Regions from separate parts of the Homo sapiens genome. Here region 2 is linked to region 1. A link is a loop called in an ENCODE intact Hi-C map of the cell type or tissue named here. Cell type or tissue: dorsolateral prefrontal cortex. All regions are shown on one strand. Each heading gives the region's core, and the rest is flanking DNA. Links, peaks and the distances in the headings are about the cores only. Region 1 overlaps PDYN-AS1 (PDYN antisense RNA 1). Region 2 has its middle 8.6 kb from the start of STK35.

Region 1 (5,380 bases), core at 93-5,092:
GTGCTGTGGCAAACACTGAGGTTGATATTAGGAGCCTGGTTTTTAATCCTAGCCCTTTGCTTTTCAATGATGTCACTTTGAGCTCAGCCCCTTTCTTCTCTGAGCCTGTTTCTCTATCTGTAAAATGGAAAAATTGCCTTTATTTGTCAAGGCTAAGGTAAAGATGTGATTGTTACCAGAAAGGGGTCCTGATCTAGACCTCAAGAGGGGGTTCTTGGACCTCGCACAGGAAAGAATTCAGAGGAAGTTCATAAAGTGGAAGCGAGTTTATTAGGAAAGTAAAGCACACACAGAGCAGTGGCGTGGGTTGCTCAACTGAGTATACTTACAGTTATTTCTTGATTACCTGCTGAACAAGGGGTGGATTATTCATGAGTGCTCCAGGAAAGGGGTGGGCAATTTCCAGAACTGAGGGTTCCTCCCTGCTTTAGACCATATAGGGTAACTTCCTGACATTACCATGACATTTGTAAATTGTCATGGGTGCTGGTGGGAGTGTCTTTTAGCATGTTAATGCATTATAATTAGCGCATAATGAGCAGTGAGGATGACCAGAGGTCACTTTCATCACCATCTTGGTTTCAGTGGGTTTTGGCTCTTTTTTTTTTGTTTTAACCACATCCCGTTTTATCAGCAGGGTCTTTGTGACCTGTATCTTGTGATACTAGTCCTGCCAACCTTCTATCTCATCCTGTGACTAAGATTGTCTGACCTCCTGGGAATGCAGCCCATTAGGTCTCAGCCTTATTTTACCCAGCCCCTATTCAAGATGGAGTCACTCCTGTTTCAATGTCCCTGACAGAATAATAAGAGCCACATGGAAAAAATAAGGGCTCGACAAGTATTCATTCACTCCAGTCCCCCCATTCTTTTCGTACTACCTGAAATCCCTCCTGGGTTTTTTTAAAATTATAAAGCCCATACTATGTCTCTTCTCTTACAGAAGCGCACTTTCTCATTTGCACATCTGAGCAGCTGAATTTCACGCATAGCACCTCCCGGGGTTTGGTCAAAGGAGACAAAGACTCTCTCCTTTGACACAAACTAGTCTGTCTCCTCTGAGTCCTCCACTTGACTAGGCAGCCTCTCTGTCCTTGTAGACTCCAGCTGGAGCAAGAATCCTGCTAAATCAGTTTAGCAAAAATCCCCACTCTTGGTGTCCGACCATTGTGGATATCTGATCAGCTTGGCCTGCCTTCAGCAATAATCCTCTCACGTTAGTTTAGCCAGAAAATCCCTGAGGTTTCCTCTTAGTAATTTTCCATCCGTGGACCCCCGCTCTGCTCCTTGGTTATAAATTCTCACTTGTCCCTGTTGGAGTCAGAACTGAGCCCCATCTCTCTTCCCACTATGAGACCCCACTGCAGCGATCCCTATACCCATCGCCAGGGGACCTTGAATTGGCCTCACCACCTTCAGCGAGTGCCACGAATAACGTTTTCTTTAAGAGTTCTAGGCTCATGAAAAGCTCTTCCTCTCAGACGTTCCCACCTTAGTTGAGAGCTCTCCACATTTATAGTTTACTATTTTTGCTTTGATCATCATCATCATCATTACTGAAAATTTCCCCCAGAGCTTCAGGCAGAGCTGGGTAGACAAAATACTTCCGGCCTGTTTTTATCTTCGTTTTTAATTTTAAATGGAGAAAACATGGGATGGGTGGAGGAAGCAAAAGTGCTTTCTACTCGAGTGAGGTTTAAATTTCTGAACGCCACTATCCAAGCTCACTCTCCACTGGTTCCGATGAGAGCTGGGGCAAACAGGATTTCCCTTTCTTTGCAGTGAGGAAATTGCCTAATCATTTGCAGGCTAAGAGGAAAGACCGCACTGCAGAACAACTTATTTTAATAGGAAGCACCAAGACTTCTTATCTTAATGCTGACGACCGCCCGTTTATATTAGATGATCCCCTGAGCGTCTCTCCTTTTGTCTCCTTGAGTTTGAACCCTTAAGACCACGTGGACGGTGGGGAAATCCTCCCTCAACGTGCATGGCTCATCTCGCCACGAGGGGGCGCTCCCAGATCAGAGACACGCGGCTGCCGCCCACCCACCTCGCGGCCGCCACCTCCTGTGCGTGCATCATCTTCGCGCACCTGCCCAGAGGGCGGGGCCGGGGGGTCTCCTGCCCCATTAAGACTCCCTGAAGTCCAGGTGCAGCCCTGAAGGCTAGAGCAAGGTCACTACCGAGGAACAAGATGTCCTGTGAGACGTCCCGGGATCTCTGTGAAAACTCTGGACCTCTGGGAAGTCAATGGGGACTGCACTGAGGGCCTACTGTGTGCCAGGGCTTTATGTAACCCAAGTTATTCACTCCACAAACACTGAGGGCCTGCAGAGGTGGCTGTCCAAGAAGGGAAGGAAGCTGAGGGTGAAGGAGGGAGCCTGACCCTCAGACCAGTTTCCCTGGCAGCCAGCAGAGCATTCTGCAGCATGCTGCCAAGCAAGAAAGTGGTCTCAGCTGTGCACTAGCTTCAGCCTGCTCCTAGGGGAGCTCTGGAGTGGGAGCTGCACTACCACGAGGTGAGTGACTGGTCTTTTATGCCCCTAGATCTGGAGTGGGGAGGGGTATGACAGCCAGAATCAGGGGCCTAGATGTGGCTCCCATAGCATCCACCCCAAATGTCAGCAATGATTGTTTTCAGATTGTGGTTACGTTGAGGATCCGTCCCTTAGGCAGAGAGCATGGAGGTGGCTCTCAGAGACACCCTCTCTTCCAGGGCTCCCCAGGGCTCCTCAGTGTCAGCCCCAACTCTTTCATGAGAGTGTGCTAGGACCTCCTTCTCCAAAAGAAAATCTCCAGTGAAGATCAATGTGTAACCTTGGGAGGTTGAGATGAGAGAGATGATGAGATGATATGGTGGGGATGCTTTAGGAGTTCCCAAGGCCTGCTGGTGCTCTCTGCATACTCACCTGTGCCCAAACTGAACCAAGCTCATTCTCGACGCTTTTCCTCTTTCTCTCTCCCAATCCAGTCAGGTGCCTTGTCCTGCCGATTCCATACCCTTAATGTTCCCTACCCAGACTGGCAGTTACTGTGTAGTTAGCAGACAAGCAAGGACTTTGGGGGTTACCCTAAAACCCCAACTTAGCTCTTGAGTGAATCCGGGAATGTCAGTGTGGAAGGGATTTTTTGGATGCAGAAAAGGTTTCTTGCAAGTACTTGTTACTTAATATTCAATGTAATACAGTAGCTTAAAAAAAAAACCCTAGTCATTCTTAAGCCTTTAAGTTCAATTTACAAAACTTATTATTCGATTTCTATGCAGTCAGTTTCAAGGGGCTTTTGATTAATGGTCAATCGACTCATACTCGGTTAAATGATTCATACCATTTGCAAACTTGGTTAATTAAATTATCTTCAACATTTTACACAGGACTTACTAATTTAACGTATTCAATTTCCTTTTTTAAACACTTTCATTGCCTGACCTGACAAGCAAAACTTTCCAAAGTACTTAAACCACTTTGGAAAATCTAATTTAAAAACTTATACAACAGTGAATCTCAAGATCTCTTATACATTCTGGAGTCATTTATAAATTTAGTATAAAAAGATTCATGTGCTTCTCAACGGAAGAATCACAAGTCTAAACTCAATTACATATTTTAAATAGGAGTCACAAGGCTAATTTGTTCATACTCTAATATGCAAAAAAAACCTCTTCAAAGTTGTGAATACTTTAAATACCAACTACACAATAATATAGGCTTGACTTCTAAACCTTTGTGGGGTTAAAAGATATCTGCCCAGTGATGGAAAAGTTCCCCATTTTAAGGTAATTGGGGTGACATCTTTCAGTACATTGTACTACCTCAGGGGCAAAGGTTTCATATTGTGGCAGAAACTGCTGGATCTCTAATATCCGTGCTCCCCTGCCTCCTTAGAAATAGAACCTCAGACTCTAAATGGGCCAATTGGCTACCTAGAATAAAGATGGCATTTCCCAGCCTCCTTGTATCTGAGTGTGGCCATGTGACTCAGATCTGGCCAGTGAGATAAGCAGAAATGTTACATAGCAACTTCCAGAAAGGACAGCTGACGCGTATGTCCTTTCCCCCTCTTTTTTATTTGTTCCTCCATCTTGCCACCTGGACCATAGATGTTGATATAGTTTGGATATTTGCCCCTGTCCACATTTCATGTTGAGTTGTAATCCCCAATGCTGGAGATGGGGCCTGGTGGGAGGTGTTTGGATCATAAGGGCGGATCCCTTGTGTGTGTCTTGGGCCATCCCCTTGGTGGTGAGCGAGCTCTCGCTCTGAGTTCACAGGAGATCTGGTCATTGAAAAGTGTGTGTGGCACCTCCCTCGACCCCTGTCTCTCTCTCTCTTGCTCCTGCTTTCATTATGTGACGTGCCTGCTCCTCTTTCACGTTCCACCAGGATTGTAAGCTTCCTGAGGCCTCCCTAGAAGCCGAGCTGATGCCAGCACTATGCTTCCTGTACGGCCCGCAGAACCATAAGCCAATTAAACTGCTTTCTTTATAAATTACCCAGTATCAGGTATTCTTTGTAGCAATGCAAGAACAGCCTAACACAGGTGGAGTGGTCAGATTCCAGTCACTGTCTTGGACCTGGAGGTCCAGGGTCCCCCTTTAGGGCTGGTGGTGTGATGTGCTATAGAAGAATCTTGGGATTCTGACAACTTCATGAACAGCATGTCCACTTCAACCTGTGAGAGATTGTTTGGGAAGATCCCTCCCATCCCAGTGCTTCTTGGCAATGTGACTTTGCCCTCTTCCCATCAAGAGATAAAGTCTGTTTCCCTCCCTTGAATTGGATGTGTCCCTGAATCAACCCAGCACTGTGCTCCCACCTCCGTGTGGCAAAATTGGCATTGGGTGACTTTTGGGGCCTGACACTCCCATGTGAGAAAGACAGCCTAGCCTCCCAGAAGATGAGGGTCTCCAGCCAGGAGCACCAGCTGCTGGCACTGGAGTGAGCCCATGTAGGACCCTTCTGCCCAGGCCACCTTCCAGTTGCCTGCAGTTTCAGAAGGGAGCCCAGGAGAAACCCACAGGGGAAGTTCACCAATGTGCAAAACATGAAGTGTAAATTGTTGTTTTCAGCCACCAAGTTTTAGGGTGGTTTGTTGATGCAGTGAAAGCTAAATAAAATCCAGCCCTGGGCTGCCCACCTCTGACTTTTTCATGAGAAAGAAACTTTGATCTTGTTTAAGGCATGATGGTTTTTGGTCTTGGGTGAACGGAATCCTGATGCACACATGCACCTCTGGACCAGAGATTTTTGCTTTGATGTGATACCTCAGTGGCCAGGGTGATTCTCTCTTGCTGCTGATGGATGTGCTGAGCCCTTTTTTTTTTCCAATCGGTTGCTATGACAACAAGGGACTCCATATCCTCTAAAGAGGTTGGTAT
Region 2 (5,380 bases), core at 298-5,297, 130 kb after region 1:
GGAGTGAAAATTATGTGACCTAGAAAGAAGGCTGAGCGACATAGAAATCATCCCCAGTGACTGAGATCAAAGGTGCTCAGAAAGAGATGAAAAGAATTGTTTTGTGAAATGGAAGAATGGGAGAAAATCCAATATTTCTCAATGTTGAAAGTGTGTATGTACCTAAAATAATAAATTAAATATTACACAGATATTTGATTATTTATACCACCTTAAGAATTTATATATTCAAGTTGAGACCCCAAATATTTTCTCTTCTGCAATCTTCTTAGTGTGACAAGTGAGAGGGACACCTTACATTTTGGGCCACCCTATGTTGAGACATGTCTAATAGGTGAAAGCACTTTAAATCCCACAAAGCTTTGTATGATTTGTGACAAGTACTGTTATGGTGGTTAATACTATTTTTATTATGACTTTTCTACCACAGGGTGGACTCTTTGGCTATGCTCCTCTAAGCACTTCTCCAGGTGGGACTCCCCTGAACTATTTCCAAGTTGTGGGAATTTTTTTTTTTTTTTTTTTTTTTGAGACGGAGTCTTGCTCTGTCGCCCAGGCTGGCTGGAGTGCAGTGGTACGATCTCAGCTCACTGCAACCTCCACCTCCTGGGTTCAAGCCATTCTCCTGCCTCAGCCTCCCAGGTAGCTGGGATTACAGGCATGCACCACAATGGCTGGCTAATTTTTGTATTTTTAGTAGAGATGGGGTTTCACCATGTTGGCCAGGCTGGTCTCGAACTCCTGACCTCAGGTCATCCACCTGCCTCAGCCTCCCAAAGCGCTGGGATTACAGGCATGAGCCACCGTGCCCGGCTAATTTCCTAGCTGTATGATCTTAAGCAAGCTGCATAACTTGTCTGTGTCTCTGTTTCCTCATCTGTCAAGTAGAGATAATAACAGGATTGAGAATTCAATAAATTATTATATTGAGAAGTGTTTATAACAGTGTCTGGTAAATGCTTCTTAAATGTTAGTTATTATTTTCAGCAAGGGAGAACTTAACTGTTTGTAAACACATCAGTTTTCTTCACCATATGATGAGATTTTACCACCAGGGACCCTGTCTTATTCATCCCAGGATCCCCAACTCAAACACGGGGGCTAACATATAGTAAATGTTTGCTGAACCTACAATAATTTCTATAAAGAAAGAAAGGTAGTATATAAAGTCCAGAGCCCAACACAGACCCTGGTTCCCATTAGTTGAAAGAGGCACACCGTGAGTGTTGATAACTGGCTCAGCCTCATTTCTCACTGACCAACCAAACTCTAAAACAGCATCACAGTGCGATAGAGCTGGAAAAGACTCAAGACTGGATGTTTCTTCGTGTCTTCTCTAAACAATGAGTTCCTCTACAATAGGAACTGAGTTCAATTCATCTCAGTCCCCAGTCTGGCAAACAGTAGGGGCTTAATAAGTACTCATTGACCAAATGAGTGATGAAGTACATTCTACACTATTGTACGTTACTTGTTTTTTAAACTGAATTTTATTTTTTTAAATACCTACAAAAAAGAACTCAAATTAATACCCAAATATGCACATAAAAACTTCAAATCATACAAAATTATCCTGAAAGTGAAAGAATCACCTAGGGAGAATTCTTGGCATCTAGAGTATTATTTATACAAATGTTTCCATTATGTATACAGAAATTAACATGTAAGTACAAACGCTGTATCATGTGCTAGTTCAAGATCAAGAGCTTTGGAATCAGATACACCAGGGTTGGAATCCAAGTTCCATCGCTTTTTAGTGGTATAGCCTTGAAAAAGTAATAACCTCTTTGTGCCTCAGTTTCTATGGAAAATAGAGCTAAAAATAAAACCTACCCTAAGGCTTATTGGATTAATTAATTAATTATTACATATGAGCACTTAGAACCATCAGAATACACAGAAGTAACTCAATGAAGGTTAGCAATTATGTATACATGTTTAAACAAAATGTGGTCATATTATAGATGCTTGTTTGCATTTGCTTTTTTATGTAACAAAATATTGTGTACATGTATTGTATGGTAGTACATACAGAGCTAACTCCTTCTTTTGATGGGCATGTATTTAAATATATGATGACCCTGTGTAACCAAGCCTCTACTTTTGGTATTGTTTCTAATATTTTATTATTATTTTATATATATATATATATATATCTCACCACAATAAAATCCTTGTTGCACATATATTTTTCCACACCATGTGAGTACTTCTATAGGATAAATTCCTAGAAACGGAATAGCTGATCAAAGTGTATTAATTTTTAATTATATTAATAAACAATGAGTTATCAATTTGCCTTTCTAAAAGACTGTATCACTTTACATTTTGATTAGTGAGTGTACTTTGTTGCCTTATGGTTGTGTACATTTTAACCAGACGCCCCAATAATTTATTTTGAATGTCCCAGTAGTTACAGAATTAAGGACTTTGCCCTGCTCATTTGGCATTATAGCCCTTTATCTTTCCAAAAATCATAAACAACTCCTAAGAACTTAGCAACCAATTTCCTGCAGCAAATATTCAGATACATAGCCTGACAAAAATTTGTATGCCATTCCCAAATGGGAGAGGAAGAAATGTCAGACATTTCTTAGCCTTTTCAGTGGCCAGTAGGAAGAACACTTGAAATTAGACCCATCTATTAAGTTTTGGAGACAGGGTGGCTGTTATCTGCACCCATCTTTGTTTTCTGTAACTGAGACCCTCATTTAATAGACAAGAAGCCTCTCTGTTGAGTATTACTGGGTGCAGTGTCTCTAATCCAGTGTTCCCCAAGTGTGATAAGGGTACTATTGTTAGCCCTCCAGATGTGTTTAGGTAATACAAGGAGGACAGGTGAACCCCTTGGCCAGAAGCTGAACAGCGCCACCAAGCTGACAGGCTGCTTCAGTGGTGGCTAAAGCTCATGCCCACTTTTAGTTTTAATTTCAATTTTAATCCAAATGATAAATAGACATAATGTTTGAGTTAGATACCATTACAAGTTAAATACTACCACAAAGCTTATAACAAAAATCCTGTTTCACCTCTGATCCCATCCCAGAAGCAGTAACTTTAATTCTGTAGTTATTTTTCCACACTTGATTATGGGATCGCTCCTTGATTTAAATTTTTTTTTATTAACTCACGGCTATGGAAGATAAGGATTTAGTTATCTCTCCTTTTCTTCCCCCTCCACCATACACACAGACACACTTTCCGTCTCCAAGTCTCCCAATATAATTATATCATAATTTTTGGTTAAGTCAAAGTGCTGTTTTACATGACAATGACAATGTAATATTATTTCCAGCTGAGTGTTGTAGTTTATGATGATTACAATGTTTTTCTTATCAATTGTTTTTGTTTTCTTGCCTTTAATAATCGCTTCATGTTTTATTTGCTTAGTTTCCTAGGTAATTCATTCAGCTCCTATTCATCCTCGAATTCTTACCAGAACTCAAATCCTCTCCAGTTCCCTCTGCTTTGTGCTCAGTCTAGGAACATGACAGTGTGATGTAGTGGTTCTCAAAGCATGGTTCCGGGATAACAGCGTCAACATCAGCATCATCTGCGACCGTGTCAGAAATGCAAATTATCAAGCTCTACCCGAGACTTACTGAATTAGTCGCACTGTGGGTGGCTCCAGCTATCTGGGTTTTAATCAGCTCTCCAGGTGATGCCAGTGGATTGGGCACTCAAGCTTGAGAGCCATAGGTCTAATGGTTGAAAACATGGATACCCAAACCTAAGGCTGCTGGGGTCCAAATACCAGGTATTCCGGTCATTGGTGATGTAGCAACTTCCAACCCTCAGTCTTCCTAGTTGTCTTTGTTTTTCTTTTGAGACAGAGTCTCACTCGTCGCCCAGGCTGGCGTGCAGGGCATGATCTTGGCTCACTGCAACATCTGCCTCCCAGGTTCCAGCAATTCTCCCACCCCAGCCTCCCAAGTAGCTGGGAGTACAGGCATGCGTCACCACGTCTGACTAATTTGTGTGTTTTCAGTAGAGACAGGGTCTCACCATGCTGGCCAGGCTGGTCTCAAACTCCTGGCTTCAGGTGACCCACCCACCTCTTCCTCCCAAACTGCTGGAATTACAGGCGTGAGCCACCACATGTGGCCAGTCTTCCCATCTATAAAATGGGGACGAAAACAGCCTCTCCCATATAGAGTTATTGCGAGTTGTGTGGTGTTAGGCATCATGACAAGCTCTAGCGTTTCCTGGAGACAGCCTTCCTGGAGCCCTCTGAAAATCCAGAGCCATTATGGGAGGGGAGCTCTCCAAGGCGACTGCACACACTCCTCCAGGCCTCCCTAGTACTCCCTGCTCAGGGGATCTCCTTCATTGAGGCAGCCACCTCAAGCTTCAGTCTTCAGCACCTCCTGCTCCCAAGATCCTCCTCCTATACCCCTGTGCCAGCCTCTCTGCCTTTAACCCTCTCCCACGCTCGGCTCCCCCTTCTACAACCACCACACCACCTCATTCCTAGCCCCTACCCCCATGCCACCTCTGTCCTTAATCCTCAGCCCCAATCCTTCCTCCTCACTCCGCATAATCCCTCTTCCAGCCCCCTGGAGCAGTCTCAGCCCCCTGTCTCCTACCTTCCATTCCCCCACACTCCTTTACTCCATCCACCCTTCCCTCCCAGGACGAAGCTCCCTGCTTTCCCATGGCACCACCCCCAGGGCTGGCTGCCCCTCGGGTGTCCTCAGCCCCCTGAAGTACAGAGATGGATCACCAGCCTCAGCCTTACTATTCTGCCTTCTCACTTGGGACGGTTCTTACCTATCCGAGCTTCAGCACTCTCGTGTGAAAGGAGGGCCAATGGGGTCCAGCCACATCACCGACCGTAAGTGCTTGGCATATAGCAAGCACTCAGTAACTCCACCATTCTTTCCATGGCCCCTGAGTCCCTGCCTCGTTATGGGGCCCCACACATCCCTCTTCCTGTGTTTCCCACCACTCTTCCCCCATTCACTCAGCTCAGGCCACACTGGCCTCCTTGCCTGCTCCCTCCCACCTAGGGCCTTTGCTCTTCCCTCTGATCTGAAATGCTCTTCCAGTAGAGATGCAATTGACCTATTCTTTAACTTAAATCAGGTCCCTGCTCAATGGTCACCTCCTTAGAAAGCTTTCCCCAAACCACCCATTCTAGAATACCATCGACCCCATCCCTTGCTATCTTTTTTTTTTTTTTTTTTTTTTGAGACGGAGTTTCGCTCTTGCTGCCCAGGCTGTAGTGCAATGGTGCAATCTCAGCTTACTGCCACCTCTGCTTTCTGGGTTCAAGTGATTCCTGTGCCTCAGCCTCCTGAGTAGCTGAGATTACAGGTGTGTGCCACCATGCCCGGCTAATTTTGTATTTTTAGTAGAGACGGGGTTTCTCCATGTTGGT

The links. A loop is a pair of places that touch in the nucleus more often than their neighbours do. Peaks named below come from ENCODE experiments on the same cell type or tissue, not always from the same donor. Only the 100,000 strongest peaks of a DNase experiment are listed, where the experiment ranks them.
Region 2: it touches region 1 in a loop (2.0-fold over the local background); 33 of 110 quality-filtered maps call a loop at or near these places.

The regions. Positions count from the first base shown.
Region 1 is chr20:1,963,822-1,969,201 of GRCh38, forward strand. PDYN-AS1 (PDYN antisense RNA 1) reads left to right here. Exons shown (of 4, transcript NR_134520.1): 3 at 1,783-2,522. Among named protein-coding and RNA genes, the nearest start is that of PDYN-AS1, 19 kb to the left of the region's middle. RefSeq lists an enhancer at 741-1,291. In dorsolateral prefrontal cortex, for the core only: CTCF peaks have their summits at 2,006 (motif pointing right) and 2,206; a DNase peak (open chromatin) is centred at 2,010; H3K4me3 peaks cover 1,107 bases; H3K27ac peaks cover 1,284 bases.
Region 2 is chr20:2,090,512-2,095,891 of GRCh38, forward strand. No RefSeq gene overlaps it. Among named protein-coding and RNA genes, the nearest start is that of STK35, 8.6 kb to the right of the region's middle. RefSeq lists enhancers at 4,166-4,667, 4,668-5,167. In dorsolateral prefrontal cortex, for the core only: a CTCF peak has its summit at 2,890; no DNase peak of the experiment used is centred there; H3K27me3 peaks cover 1,030 bases.